2 separate regions of the Homo sapiens genome follow, and region 1 is linked to region 2. The links are chromatin loops, found by intact Hi-C in ENCODE. Cell type or tissue: heart right ventricle. All regions are shown on one strand. Region 1 overlaps MARF1 (meiosis regulator and mRNA stability factor 1). Region 2 overlaps MPV17L-BMERB1 (MPV17L-BMERB1 readthrough).

What was found. Hi-C counts contacts between places; a loop is a spot of excess contacts. Peaks named below come from ENCODE experiments on the same cell type or tissue, not always from the same donor. Only the 100,000 strongest peaks of a DNase experiment are listed, where the experiment ranks them.
Region 1: it touches region 2 in a loop (6-fold over the local background); 5 of 110 quality-filtered maps call a loop at or near these places.

The regions. Positions count from the first base shown.
Region 1 is chr16:15,617,957-15,625,956 of GRCh38, forward strand. MARF1 (meiosis regulator and mRNA stability factor 1) reads right to left here. Exons shown (of 27, transcript NM_014647.4): 8 at 7,416-7,844; 9 at 7,060-7,217; 10 at 6,813-6,971; 11 at 4,978-5,167; 12 at 3,777-3,955; 13 at 2,495-2,575. Among named protein-coding and RNA genes, the nearest start is that of MIR6506, 11 kb to the left of the region's middle. In heart right ventricle, no CTCF peak of the experiment used is centred here; no DNase peak of the experiment used is centred here; H3K4me3 peaks cover 757 bases; H3K27ac peaks cover 4,077 bases.
Region 2 is chr16:15,424,414-15,432,413 of GRCh38, forward strand. All of the region lies in intron 1 of MPV17L-BMERB1 (MPV17L-BMERB1 readthrough), which reads left to right. Among named protein-coding and RNA genes, the nearest start is that of BMERB1, 6.2 kb to the right of the region's middle. In heart right ventricle, a CTCF peak has its summit at 3,338 (motif pointing right); DNase peaks (open chromatin) are centred at 3,348 and 3,608; H3K4me3 peaks cover 376 bases; H3K27ac peaks cover 1,168 bases.

The sequences.
Region 1 (8,000 bases), 190 kb after region 2:
ACACCCTCTGACACTGGACTCCCCAGTTCTCCTCCTGACCTGTATCTTTCTTACTTGGAACTTAAAGGCACTGGCCCTGGAGGCTGGCAGATTTGAGTTCACATCCTGACTCCACTTCAACCTGTGTGACCTTAGTCAAGTTCCACGACCAATCGGGGCCTCACTTTTTCCATCTGTAAAATGGGGTGATGATAGCGCCTATCTCACAGGGTCAATGTGAGGATTAAGTGTGGTTAGGCCTGGACAGAACTTGGCTCATAGTAAGTGCTCAGTAAGTGTTCCCTGGTCTTCTCACTGTCTGACCAGTGTTTTCTTCCCAGTGTCCTACATATGCTCAGATTCCCATCTACCAAACCAGCCCCTGGTCCTCTTCCACCTCCCGGAGAGACACACTCTCCCTTGTACTCTCATTCTCAGTCTCGTACTCTACCCTGTCCCTGTAATGGAAACATCCAGCTGCTCAGGAGCTGCTTCTGCTGTGTTACCCCCGAGTCTCTCAGCCCCTTCCCTACTGGATTTTAGCCACAGGACTCTGTAGTGATGACTCAAAAGTTATCAGCGGCCTCTGCCTCATCCCCACACCTCATGCATTTCCTCATGGCCTTGGATCCCCCCATTCCTGATGTGCTCTCTTGGCACACATCCTGGGTGCTCGCCCACATCCCTGGCCCTGGTGGCATTCCATCCATTCCTGCCCTCTATTTCTCCTTCCCCCTCCCAACCTTATCTGCTCTCTAGTCTGTCCCAATCGTCTTAAAGGCAAATGACTGCCCTATCTCCAGAGCCTACTTCTCTCCCAAAGAAGTCCCTCAATGTGCAGAAGACTATGTGACCTCTCCACCCAGCTACTCCAATGGCCCCTAAAACCTGAATGTCCAAAACCAAGACCAAAAACTTGCTGTACCTCCTTGCCATGCTTTATTTCCCTATTTCCAGTTTAACTGTGCAACCATCATCCCAGTCATGCAAGGCAAAACACTCAGAATCAAAATGACCTCTCCCTTTTACCTTGCTTGCTACATAAAACTAGTTACTCTGGCTGGACGTGGTGGCCCGTGCCTGTAATTCCAGCACTTTGGGAGGCCTAGGAGGGAGAATCACTTGAAGCCAGGAGTTCAAGACCACCCTGGGCAACATAGCAAAACCCCCTCATTACAAAAATTAAAAAATATTAACTGGGCAGGATGGCGGATGCCTGTGGTCCCAGCTACTCAAAAGGCTGAGATGGGAGGATCATCTGAGTCCAGGAGTCTGAGGCTGCAATGACCTAGGGTCGTGCCCCTGCACTACACCCTGGGTGACAGAGTGAGACCCTGGCTCAATAAAAATTGTTTTTAATAAAAAAAATTAGTTACCCACTCTAGTTTCAATGACATTTGACATTTTGACATTTCTGTAACATCGAGTTCTGTCCCAACAGTATCTGCTCTGAATTTGGACTGATGTAGCTACTTTCCCTCTCTGCCTCCTTCTCTCCCCTGTTCCTGCCCTCTCAGACACCACTGCTACGAGAAGAGTCTTCCTGCAGCATGATTCCCATCACCACACCTTTCCCCTCCCCTCCTTCCTCCAGCACTTCAGTGGCTCCCTATTACCTGTGGGATAATGGCCAAGTTCCTTGTTCTTCCCTTCCTCTGTGTTCTCAAAGCTTTTTCTCCTCCTTTCCAATCAGTTTTCTTCACTGTCCATAAGGATTCACGAGCATTTTCTCTTCCCGCTAGACATAAGCTCCTCAAGGACAAGACCTAAGTCTTGCCCAGTTCTGCCTTCTCTGCAGTGCCTTGGTCTTGTACTCACTAGTCCCTGCTAAGCATCTACTATGGGCTGGGTGCTTAGGATACAGTATTATGGCAGAGCTAGTCCCTGCTGTCCTGGAGCTTATAGTCTAGTGCTTAAAAATGTTCATCCAATAAATACTAAAACTTGGCCAGGCGCAGTGGCTCACACCTGTAATCCTAGCACTTTGGGAGGCTAAAGTGGGCAGATCACTTGAGGTCAGGAGTTTAAGACCAGCCTGGCTAATATGGCGAAACCCTGTCTCTACTAAAAATACGAAAACTTAGCAAGGCTTGGTGGCACATGCCTGTAGTCCCAGCTACTCGGGAGGCTGAGGCATGAGAATCACCTGAACTTGTGAGGCAGAGGTTGCAGTGAGTTGAGATTGTGCCACTGCACTCTAGCCTCGGCAACAGAGCGAGACTCTGTCTCCAAAAAAATTAAAAAACAAACAAACAAACAAAAAAAACAAACTAAAGCTAGTCAATTAGGGGAAAAATAAGCACAACACTGAGGACCAAAGGTCTAACTTTGTTAAAAATAAAAGACGTTTTAAAACTGTCTGCTAAACATTCATTGACATGTAAATCTGAATGCCAGTGTCTCTGTCTCCTCTCCTCTACCAGGCTGAAGTTCCTCAAGAGTCATTACCATGGTTTTGTGCATGTAAGCCACCAATCAGTACTGACTGGATAAAGAAAAAATATACCTAACTTACTTTTTTTCATAGATATCTGTAAATTTAAACAGAGGCAGGCAACAGGCAGGGGCATCCTGAAGAACAGACATTGTTTCTGCACTGTAAAACAGAAGTTTGATTAGGGAACAGACCATTTCCTCCATATTACAAGTTATATAAACAGAGTTCATAAAATTAACCCAGTGCATATGCAAAATAAATTTACGGATTTCTGGTATGTCAGAATGTATTTTCCAGAAAAATTTAAAGAAAGGATTTTAGGGACAAGGCAATGAAAGAAGATTACGTTACACAGTAGAATTAGTATCAATCATAGGGTTTTCCACACCAGTGGAGCAGAAAAGCATGATGAATTCAGAGCAAAAGGGAGAAGAGCTTAAATATCTCCTGCCACACTGCAGTTTGTTAGATATATGTGATTGGCGTTCCCATAGATAAGGATACACAACTGAATACAACATAATCTCAACTACAGTTTTAAAAAACCAGAGGCACCAAAAAACGCTCAAAGGGAAAAAATCCAAACAAAACTAAAAGAAGATGCCAAACTGTTAAGTGCAATTGGCTTTGGGCCATAGGCCTGTGGATGGTTTTTTTTCCCCTGCTTCTTTTATGTTTCTAAACTTTCCAAATTTTCTTCAATAAGCATCATTTTTATTCTGAGAACAACAACAAAAAAAAAACCCGTAACTCGTAATTTAAGTAATAGTGAAGTACAAGTTAGAAAAAAGATCTCTGATCATCCAAGGAAACACTCAGGAGTGGGTCCTGTTTTGCCAGTCTCCCCGAAACAGGGAGACCCAAAGAAGTATCACATTTTACTATGAATAAAACCATCACCAGACGCTTGAGACTGAGATAGTCTTAAGGTAGACTTATGGGGCTGAGTATCTATTTGACACTAAGGATATATCTGCAAATGGAGAGCTTGAAGATTTGTAGATCTAGTCTTTACACACAAATCTACCTTCTACCTAAGATCTCAAGGTAATATTTTAGACTTTTCAGGCTTATAAACTTTTATTGTAGGGGTCTACTATTTTTAGAACCTATTTGAACATGTTGCGTATTATTTTACTCCCAAGTGCCTGTCAAGTTTAAGCTGTATTCCAGCTTTGATTAATGACTTAGACAAGAGTCAAATGGCTTGTTTCTAACTGTATCAATCTAGAATAAGCATTATTCCACATGCAATCATCACAAGGGGGTGGGAATGTGATTGAATCTATTTTTATTATTTCTAAAATTGTTTCTGGGTCAAATGTTATTTCCTGAAATAAACAGCTTGCTTGTTTCTTACCTCAGTAAAGAGAGTGATTTGCTGGCAGCCCCGGTGGCAAGTGAGACCAGGATCTTTTTGCTGCCAATTTTGTATCTGTGGAGGCTATTCACTGCACCGATCGCATCTTGTAAGTTTTCCATTTGCACAACAGCCTTGAGTTGATAATCTGTATGGGGGCTGAGCTCAACACTCTTCACCTACAACAGGAAAAGCGAAAACTAAACGCTATGTCCGCCCAGAACCCTGTCGTCTTAAAACTGAAGGTGAACCATGAAGGAACACATTTGTCGACTGCAGCGCTTCCATGAAGGAGTATGTCTGAACTCTGCTCTTCTGCTGACCAGGACGTAAGAAAGTGAGGATAGGGTGACCTTTAGAGATGTGACACTGGCCCGGCCTGCCTGTGTGCTCTGGCACACACAGGTTTCCAAGGCAGGCTCAGAGGCCAACACATGGGAAGAGTGTTTGGGGTCTTTTCTAGACTCTACAAAACCCAGGACATGGCCATTTTTAAGAATCTACTAAAAAGGTGCATTTTTAGCAAAATTGCACCTAAAAAATGAGTCAAATATAATAAGGCATAAACAAGACCAGCCAACATTATTTTAGAATCCTACCTGTATTTCAGCAGGAAGAGCTAACTGAAATCCATCAATGTTTTACTTATCAAATTGCCTTTTTTTTTTTTTCTTTCTGAGATGGAGTCTCACTCTGTCTCCCAGGCCAGAGAGCAGTGGCGTCATCTCAGCTTACTGCAACCTCTGCCTCCCGTGTTTAAGCAATTCTCCTGCCTTAGCCTCCTAAGGAGCTGGGACTACAGGCGTGCACCACCACGCCCGGCTAATTTTTTTTTAGTAGAGACGGGGTTTCACTCGCCAGGCTGGTCTCAAACTCCTGACCTCAGGTGATCTGGCCGCCTTGGCCTCCCAAAGTGCTGGAATTACAGGCATGAGCCGCCATGCCTGGCCACAAATTGCCATTTCAATTTCTGCCTAAGACAAGAGCTTTTCACTGCTAGGCGTCTTGCTCTCTGGGGCTAACATTGTAAAAACTGGATTTATAGCACCACCCTGAGCAGACCAAAGGGAAAAGGAAGGAGTTCAAACTTGTTCAGTCACACTTCTATCCCGGCTGTGGTTATGTATATCAAATTAGGTCCTCTTGACTAGAGACTCCATCAGAGAGTATAACAAAGCAAGCACAAGAGGGAAAAAGTTACCTTGCCATGCCTGGCAAATGCTTCCTGCAGGAGCTGCTGCAGCTCCTTCCGGGATAATCTGTAGTCTATGTTGCTGACTTGGACATCAGCACCATTTGCAAATGGGTCTGGGCAGTCGGCTTCGCTGCTCGAATTTGCAATGTTGAAAGCAAGCGGGGATGCTCTGTTTAAAAGGTTTGGAGACATACTCCTGCTTAAAACACACATATTGACATTATTTTAAAAAACTGTTCTGTATATTTAGATTTTATCATTTAGGCTTTGTTTGAAACTATATACAGAAGCAGATTTTCCACAACACAACCAAACCAAACATTTGGTTTTCAAATGTGTTTTTAATCTTTTTTTTTTTTTTTTTTTTTTTGAGACAGAGTCTCGCTCTGTCACCCAGGCTGGAGTGCAATGGCACGATCTCGGCTTACTGCAACCTCCACCTCCTGGATTCAAGCAATTCTCCTGTCTCAGCCTCCCCAGTAGCTGGGACTACAGGCATGCACCACTACACCCAGCTAATTTTTTTTATTTTTGGTAGAGATGGGGTTTTACCATGTTGGCCAGGCTGGTCTTAAACTCCTGACCTCAAGTGATCCACCTGCCTCAGCCTCCCAAAGGGCTGGGATTACAGGCGTGAGCCACTGTGCCCAGCTGTGTTTTTAATCTTAAATACACATTGATTTCAGACATTGTCAAAAGTACTATCTACTGACCCCTAATTACCGCCAACCAATTAATATATATTCTTCCTTTGGGTTAAAGCTAAAGGCAGGAATTAGAGGCAGTCCTGATGAATTAACCTTCTGCTTTGTGCATTATCCTTAGGAAATCAGCCTGTGATACCAATTTAAGGCGTCTAACCTCCTCTGTGTCTCTGAAAGAGTTAAACGTTCTTGCCTACATGTTACAGTTCTTTCTGCACATAAGGAAAACTTTTATGTGGCTTTTTAGATGTAATTTTATAGATCCATAGTCACTTTCTCTTTTTTTTTTTTTTTTTTTGAGACGGAGTCTCGCTCTGTCACCCAGGCTGGAGTGCAGTCATGCGATCTGAGCTCACTGCAACCTCCACCTCCCAGGTTCATGCCATTCTCCTGCCTCAGCCTCCCAAGTAACTGGGACTGCAGGCACTCACTACCACGCCCGGCTAATTTTTTGTATTTTTAGTAGAGATGGGGTTTCACCGTGTTAGCCGGTTAGCCAGGATGGTCTTGATCTCCTAACCTCATGATCCTCCCGCCTCGGCCTCCCAAAGTGCTGGGATTACAGGCGTGAGCCACCACGCCCGGCTGATCCATAGTCACTTTCTACAGTGATCTGCCACCAACTCAGCAGAACAAACACAATGCTAAAAGGAGCTCATGGGAATGCAACACGGCCTTACGGCTTCTCTGTCTCCCAAGCATCAAGAATTCCTTGGTGTGAGAGACAGTGATAAATAATTACCATGGTTTACAGAAAACTTTACTTCCAAATAGCTTCCTATACAGAACCATATGAATCAGAACCACCAATGCACGGCTCGTTTGGGCTTTTTCCTCAACACAGCGAACATAGGGACATCTTTACATGCCCCCCTGCACTGGCCAGGGACTCTCCAACAGGCTTCTCTTTCTGACCTCTGCTTACCACAATTTCCAGATGGAGGAAGAAGAAATGGTGAAAGCATTGCCCCTAAATGTTAACGATGATTACCTGAGGAGAGGGGGACTGGCAGAAGAGTGATGGGAGACTTACTTTGTGCATTTCAGTACTATCTGAATTCTTTTCAACAAACATACTATTTCATAATCCTTCCTATTACATGTAACCACCCCCATGGGTCAAGAAGCTGGACTCACCTAGAAGACCAAGACTGAGATGCGAGCAGAGGACTGACTTGCCTGGATGCAACTAACTTGCTAAAAGCAGACGGGTAACTCACTTGGAATACAGTCTCCTCTTTATCTTTTTTCTCTACAGGAGAACTGGTAACACTTCGGGCACTGAGGTTCTCCTTTCTAACAGAAGGGGAAAATTGAAGGCAAAAGGTCATATGTCTTCCTTCACATTCAAGAAGCAGCTATGAGAAAGAGTAGTTTCACATACTTCTGACTGGTTTTGTAAACGGGTTCTGCCACCCCCGAGTTTTTCGGCGTCGACACTGCAGCACTTGAGTTACCGTGAGTGGGTACGACCAGCCTCAGGTGACCTTGCTGGTGCTCACTGTTTCTATGACCAGTTTTTGACTCCATGCGGCACAGCTCCTTCAAAGACACAAGCACAGTGGGGTTTAAATTTTAAGTACCCAAGATGTGTTAGATCCTTTACAGAAAACGATTGACTTTGAGTATCATCAAACACTGAAATCAAAAAGGGACACGCCAAAAGCAAGCGGGCACGTAAAACACAGAAACAAACCAAACCTACCATAAACTTCAGAAAGCAAGAGGTATCAAAATTACCTGTAAACTTTTAACATTTGTATTTTTTGTAGCAGATCCAGAATTTGCCTGTGACCCTTTTCCAGGCGTGGCTTTGGCACTGGAAGATTGTTCACTTGCATCTTTGATGAGGCACAATTTTGGATTCTTAAGTTTTTTGGGAGACTTCACTTTATCAGCAATTGCATTTGAACTCTTTGTTTCACAGAGTTCTCTATTTTTTGGAGTAAATGACACAATGATCCTATTACCAAAGACATCTTCGTTTTCCATTCGCTTCTGAGCGCGCTCTGCACTATCTTGGTTTATGAAGCGGAGAATTGCACTGCAGCCTGTGATACTCAGCACTTTCCCACCACAATTATCGGACAGGCGTCTGAGCCTGTTGCTGACGCTCTTGCCATCCTTATTTGCTGGTAGGTTATAAACATAGAGCAGAGTGTGGCACTGCTAATACAGAGGAAAGAAGTGTTACGTCAGGTTAATTCAAGGGCACACATTCAATTTCAAAATAAGAACAATGGGTGACCTCCAAACTTCAGTTAACAACTTTGAAGAGAAGATGACAGTGATTTAGATGGGAGAGGGTAAATTATTTAGTGTTGA
Region 2 (8,000 bases):
TTTGCCACAGTGTAGGTCAGAGATGATGCAAAATTGAGCTAACTTAGGCAGTAGGAAGGAGGAGGAGAATCAGATTTGGGAGCTATTTCCAAAATAGAGTCAATAGGATTTGTTGACTGACTGTGGCAGAGAGTGTTGGGATGTTGCAGAATAAGGTACCAAGGATATACTGAGATTTCCAACTCGGATGGAGCAGGTATGGGGGCTGATATAGTGAATCTGACTTTGAATATGATCAGGTTGAGGTTATAAATCCCTCTTCATGGGCACTGCCATGGTGGTTTCTTGAAACACCTTTGAGAGGTGATGTGGGATGTGGCGAAGTGTTTAGGCTTTGAGACTGGCTGGCTGAGTTTGAATGCTGGTTCTGCCATGTGTTAGCAAGTAATTTACTTACCCAAACTCTCTGAGCTACAGCCCCTGTCTCACAGGATACTACAGCATAGAATGAAGAAGGATAAATCTGGTACAGTGCCCAGCACATAGTAACCACGCAATAAACATCAGCTTTAAAAAAACAGACAATGCGGGCTGGGCGCAGTGGCTCACGCCTGTTATCCCAGCACTTTGGGAGGCCGAGGCAGGCGGATCACAAAGTCAAGAGATCGAGACTATCCTGGCTAACTTAGTGAAACCCCGTCTCTACTAAAAATACAAAAATTAGCTGGGCATGGTGGTGCATGCCTGTAATCCCAACTACTGGGGAGGCTGAGGCAGAACAATCGCTTGAATCTGGGAGGCGGAGATTCCAGTGAGCCGAGATAACGCCACTACACTCTGACCTGGCGACAAAGCGAGAAAGCGAGACTCCCTCTCAAACAAAAAACAGTCAATGCTGCCTGTAATCCCAGTATTTTAGGAGGCTGAGGTGAGCAGATTGGGCTGAGGTTGGGAATTCAAGACCAGCCTGGCCAAAAGGTGAAACCCTATCTCTACCAATAATACGAAAAATTAGCCAGGCGTGGTGGTTCATGCCTGTAATCCCAGCTACTTGGGACAGGCGTGGTGGTTCATGCCTGTAATCCCAGCTACTTGGGAGGCTGAGGCAGGAGAATCGTTTGAACCTGGGAGGCGGAGGTTGCACTGAGCCGAGATCGCGCCATTGCACTCCAGCCTGGGGGACAGATTGAGACTCCATCAAAAAGAGAAAAGAAAACCACAAAAAAACTCAGACAATTCTATAATAGAGGGAGAATACGCATGCAACCCAGGGATTTTTCTCAGATACCCTACCCATTCTCAAATAGCATGTGCTCTAAGCTCCTATGGTAAAAGCTTCATGCCCCTGCAAAACTCACACACCTGATCCCACTCCTCAAGCACTTCATGGAGAAGCAGCAGCTCCCAGCTCTATAACAGATAGGGGATTTCAGGTCCTAAGTCTTGAGAGCAAATATTTCCTCAACTTCTTTTCTCTCTCTCAAGCCTCCTTTAAGAGGAATACATACTATGCTTTCTGGAACTCTGTTCTACCTTCCAAACCCATTTATATCTTTTACGATTTTTTTTCCCCAAGATTGCGGATATTTTCTATTTTTTTTCTGGAGACAGTCTCGCTCTGTTGCCCAGGCTGGAGTTCAGCGGTGCGATCTCAGCTCACTGCAACCTCCACCTCCCGGGAGGAACTGCCAGACCATCTTCCAAAGAGGTTGCAACATTGTATATTCATGGTATGAGAGATCTAATTTTTCTACTCAATGTCATTTTAATGGTGTGGTGTTTTGTTTTGTTTTGTTTTGTTTTGTTTTGTTTTGTTTGAGACAGGATTTCACTGCCACTCAGGCTGGAGGGCAGTGATCCAGTCATAGCTCACTGCAGCCTCAACCTCCTGGGTTCAAGTAAGCCTCCCACCCCAGCCCCCTGAGCTGCTGGGACCACAGGCACATGCCACCACTCCCGGCTAATTTTTTAATTATCACTTGTATAGATGGGATCTCCCTATGTTGCCCAAGCTGGTCTTGAACTCCTGGGCTCAAGCAATCCTTTTGCCTCAATCTCCCAAAGTGTTAGTGAGAGGTGAAGCCCGCTGCATTTCCTGTATGGAGTGGGGACTTGGAGAACTTTTCTGTCTAGCTAAAGGTTTGTAAACGCACCAATCTGCACTCTGTAAAAACTCACCAGTCAGCGCTCTGTGTCTAGCTAAAGGTTTGTAAACGCACCAATCTGCACTCTGTAAAAACGCACCAATCAGCAGGACATGGGCAGGGACAAATAAGGGAATAAAAGCTGGCCACCTCCAACCAGCAGTGGCAACCTGCTTGGGTCCCCTTCAACGCTGCGGACGCTTTGTTCTTTCGCTCTTCACAATAAATCTTGCTGCTGCTCAGTCTTTGGGTCTGCACCACCTTTGTGAGCAATAACACTCACTGCGAGGGTCTGCGGCTTCACTCCTGAAGTCAGCGAGACCGTGAACCCACCGGAAGGAAAAAACTCCAGACACATCTGAACATCTGAAGAAACAAAGTCCGGACACACCATCTTTAAGAACTGTAACACTCACTGCGAGGGTCCACAGCTTCATTCTTTAAGTCAGAGAGACCAAGAACCCACCAGAAGGAATACATTCCAGACACATTAGGATTACAGGTCAATGTCATTTTAATAGGTTTTTGGTTTTGATTTGGAGACTTCATTTGGTAAATTCTCAAAGAGTCAGCACTCAAAATATCAGCTAACACGTTGCTTCAACCCAAGAAGGATGATGATCATGATGATGATACTAACTTGTACTGAGGACCTCCTATGGGCTGCCATACTTTATCTCATTTAATCATAATAGTCCTCTGGGGCTGGGTGTGGTGGTTCATGCCTATAATCCCAACACTTTGGGAGGCCTAGTCAGGCGGATCACCTGAGGTCAGGAGTTCCAGACCAGCCTGGCCAAAATGGTGAAACCTCGTCTCTACTAAAAATACAAAAATTAGCCGGGCCTGGTGATGTGCGCCTATAATCCCAGCTACTCAGGAGGCTGAGACAGGAGAATCACTTGAACCTGGGAGGTGGAGGTTGCAGTGAGCCAAGATCACACTACTACACTCCAGCCTGGGCAACAGAGTGAGACTCCATGTCAAAAGAAGAAGAAGAATAGTCCTCACCACTACACTCCAGCCTGGGCAACAGAGTGAGACTCCATGTCAAAAGAATAATAATAATAATAATAATAATAGTCCTCACCACTACACTCCAGCCTGGGCAACAGAGTGAGACTCCACATCAAAATAATAATAATAATAATAGTCCTCAGAATAGATAATAATGTCATTAGCATTTGAAAGAAAGTGAAGATTAAAGAAATTAAGGGACACAACACACAGAGTCACACAGCCAGCAGGTGGCAGAGTCAGGGCTCAAACTCAGATCCTCTGGATTTCACGGCCCGCATTTTTGAAAACCATGCGATTCTCATAAGCTCAGTGTCATGGACGTTTGAAATTCTCAACATGCTGGATGAAGTATCAAATTACCAGGATGAGATTGCATTATTTTTCCTTTCAATCAAGCAAAATGACAGTTATAAAAGTGTCTTGCACTGGCCCCTGCTGCCTTGGCTCTTTATAATCACCCAGGATCCCTCCAAGTCCTTGGCATTCCCAGCAAAGCCGAGGCACTGAGCCAGGACAAGCAGCCAGGGCTCGGGGGCGGTGGCGGGGGGGTGAGGGGGTGAAGGGGAGGGTGTGGGGGGGTGTTGCTGCTTAATACTTCCATGCAGATGGTGACTTCAGCCAGTTACTGAACTTGAAGCATTATCACCCTATGCTAATGCAAACAGACAGGGTTCTGGGGACTGTGGTGGCAGGGATAGTTTGTCCTCTAGGATTGTGGAATTGTATTACACACTTTTAGAAATGAAATGTATTCGTTTTTGAATTCTAAAACAATATGGGCTCAATATAGATGGTTGGAAAATTCATAAAATTAAAAAAAAATCTTTCCCAAATTTCAACTCTAGAAACAACCATTGTTAATATTCTCTTGTATTTACTGCTAGTCATTTTATTTTTCATACCTTAAAACCATTATTTATTGCTGGGCGTGGTGGCTCACGCCTGTAATCCCAGCACTTTGGGAGGCTGAGGTGGGCGGATCATGAGGTCAGGAGATCAAGACCATCCTGGCTAACACGGTGAAACCCCGTCTCTACTAAAAATGCAAAAAATTAGCCGGGCGTGGTGGCGGGTGCCCGTAGACCCAGCTACTCGGGAGGCTGAGGCAGGAGAATGGTGTGAACCCGAGAGGCAGAGCTTGCAGTGAGCCAATATAGCACCACTGCACTCCAGCCTAGGCGACAGAGCAAGACTCTGTCTCAAAAAAAAAACAAACCACCATTATTTATTTATATTTTAGAGACAGAGACTCACTCTGTAGCCCAGGCAGGAGTGCAGTGGCACGATCATAGCTCACTCACTGCAGTCTCAACCTCCTGGGCTCAAGCAATCCTCTCACCTCAACCTCCCGAGTAGCTGGGACTATAGGTGTATGCCACAACAGCTGGCTAATTTTTTTTTTTTTTTTTTGGTAGAGACAGGGTCTTGCTGTATTCCTCAGGCTGGTCTTGAACTCCTGGCCTCAGGCAATCCTCCTGCCTCGGCCTCCCAAAGTGCTGGGATTACAGGTGTGAGCCACTGCACCTAGCCTGATTTCTTTTCTGATTATAAAAGTAATACAGGCCGGGCTTGGTGGCTCATGCCTGTAATCCCAGCACTTTGGGAGGCCAAGGTGGGCAGATCACTTGAGGTCAAGAGTTTGAGACGAGCCTGGCCAACATGGTGAAACCTCATCTCTACTAAAAATGCAAACATTAGCTGGGTGTGGTGGTGGGCACCTACACTCCCACCTACTTAGGAGGCTGAAGTGGGAGGATTGCTTGAACCTGGCAGGTGGAGGTTACAATAAGCCGAGATCAAGATCGTGCCACTGTACTCTAGGGTGGGCAACAGAGTGAGACTATCTCAAATAAATAAAAGTAATACGTATACTTTGTAGAAACATTGGAGAATACAAACAAAACATTTATTATCATGACATACATAGGTAGTCACTATCAATATTTTGGTGTATGACATTTTAGTGTTTTTTCACCCTGGATGTGTATACATGTTTGTATATACGTAAACAGGTAAAATTGGAATCACAGTAGCCGGGTGTGGTAGCCCATGCCTGTAATCCCAGCTCTTTGGGAGGCAGAGGCAAGAGAATCACCTGAGGCCAGGAGGTCAAGACCCACCTGGGCAACATGGCAAAAACTACATCTCCGCTAAAAATACAAAAATTAGTTGGGCAAGGTGGTGCATACCCGTAGTCCCAGCTACTAAGGAGGCCTGGGCGGGAGGACTGCTTGAGCCCGGGAGGTGAGCAGTGAGCCGACATCCCACCACAGCACGCTAGCCTGGGTGACAGAGCGAGACTCTGTCTCAAAAAAAAAAAAAAAAAGGAATCACAGTATTTTTAAATTTCTACCATTATCATTCTATAAAATATGATTGAGATTACAGTGTGCACTTGATCTTAGCCAAAAGATCCAGAATGACAGCTCACACTTTATATTACAATTTGTATTCTACTTTTCCTGATATTTTGATTAAATTGTGCTATGTTTTCCCTATGACATTTCCCTATTACATTTCTTTGTAAACATCATTTTAAATAAGTGTACAGTGTTACATTGCAGGCATACCATAAGTTTAGCCATTTCCCTTTTGTAAGATACTGACCCTTTTCTAATTTTTTCTACAGTTTACATAAATTGTAAAAAAAATATATTGTGTGAATGTATTTTTAGTAATTCAGATATTCCTTCGGGTAGATTTCCATGAGTTGAATTTTTAGATCCAATAGATGTATTTTTTCTTTTTTAAATTATAAAATATTTTAATGTAGAGATAATTACATGACAAAGATCCCTAAATGCACCAACCGTCTTTTAAGGGATACACACCCTTTTATTTATATATTATGTCTGTAAGATTCATCCATTTTGTTGGTAGTAATTTGTTTGTTTTTTTTTTTTTTTTTTTGTGAGACAGGGTTTCACTCTGTGGCCCAGGCTGGAGTGCAGTGGCATGATCACGGCTCACTGCAGCCTGAACCTCCCACGCTCAAGTGATCCTCCTGCCTCAGCCTCCTGAGTAGCTAAGACTACAGGCACACACCACCCATGCCTGGCTAATTTTTGTATTTTTTGTAGAGAAGGGATTTTGCCATGTTGCCCAGGCTGGTCTCGAACTCCTGGGCTCAAGCGATTTGCCCACCTCAGCCTCCTCAAGTGCTAGGATTACAGGTGTGAGCCATTGTGCCTGGCCAGTAGTTTGGTCTTTTTCGTTGCTGTGCAGATTCAGTTGTATGAATATAGCATAATTTTTGTCCATTCTATTGTTGATAGACATTTGAGTTGTTTTCATTTCTTGTCATTATGAGTAAAGCTCTTAACATTGGTGGACACAAGTATGTATTTCTCTTAGGGATATATCCAGGAATAGAATTGCTGCCAGACAGAAAAATATATATGTATTTGTAGCTTTAGAGGGTATTGCCAGTCTTTTTTTATTTCTTTCTTTTTTATTTTGAGACAGTCTCACTCTGTCGCCCACGCTGGAATGCAGTGGCGCAATCTCAGTTCACTGCAATCTCTGCCTCCCGGGTTCAAGCGATTCTCCTGCCTCAGTCTCCTGAGTAGCTGGGATTACGGGCATGTGCCATCACGCCTGGCTAATTTTTGAATTTTTTTAGCACAGACGAGGTTTTGCCATGTTGGGCTGGTCTTGAACCCCTGACCTCAGGTGATCCGCCCACCTCAGCCTCCTAAAGTGCTAGGATTACAGGCGTGAGTCACCACGCCCAGCCATTATCTCTCATTTTCTAAAGTGGTAGTACCATTTTATACTCCGAACAGCAATAAATTGTAGTTACATTCTTACTAACTGCTAACTCATTTATTTACTAGCATCTGGACTAACATTTGGTATTGTCAGTCTTTTTAATTTTAGTCATTCTGGTAAGGGTGTAGTGCCCACCAGCCATCTCCAACAGATTTTAACATATATGCTTCAGATCTCTTTTAAGAAATATAAATTTAAATATTCATTAGTGAATCTAGTAAGGGATGTGTGTGCGTGTGTATATATATATATATTGTATATATACACACACATATACAAGAAAATAACATACATATTATATAAAATAACGTATATATACACATACTGTATATATACACACACAAACTATATATATATATGTGTGTGTGTGTGTATTTTGGAGACAGGGTCTCACTCTGTCATCTAGGTTGGAGTAGAGTGGTGTGGTCTTGCCTCACTGTAGCCTCGACCTCCCAGGCCCAAGCAGTCCTCCTACCTCAGCCTCCTGAGTATCTGGAATTATAGGTGTGTGCCACCACACCTGGTTAATGTTTTAATTTTTGTAGAGATGGAAAACTGCTTTGCTGCCCAGGCTGGTCTCGAACTCCTGAGCTCAAGGATTCCTCCCACCTTAGCCTCCCAAAGTGCTGGGATTATAGGCATGAGCCACCGCACCTGGCCAAGGTCTGTATTTTTCTTATTGTACTAAACTTGCAACTTTTCTGTAGATTTAAAAATTTTCAAAATACTGTAAATAGTTTAAAAATATATAAATTTTAGATATAGCTGAAACTAACTACTTACCCTTTCCCAGCCTCCTAAAGTAATTACTATCCTGAATGTAATGTTTATTGTTTTTTTTTTTTTTTTTTGAGACAGCGTCTCACTGTCACTGAGGCTGGAGTGCAGTGTCATGATCTCAGTTCACTGCAACCTCCGTCCCACGGGTTCAAGTGATTCTCCTGCCTCAACCTCCTGAGTAGCTGGAATTACAGGTGTGCGCCACCAGGCCCGGCTAATTTTTTTTTTTTTTTTTTTTTTTGTATTTTTAGTAGAGACGGGGTTTCAGCATGTTGGCCAGGCTGGTCTCGAACTCCTGACCTCAGACTAACCGCCCGCCTCAGCCTCCCAAAGTGCTGGGATTAC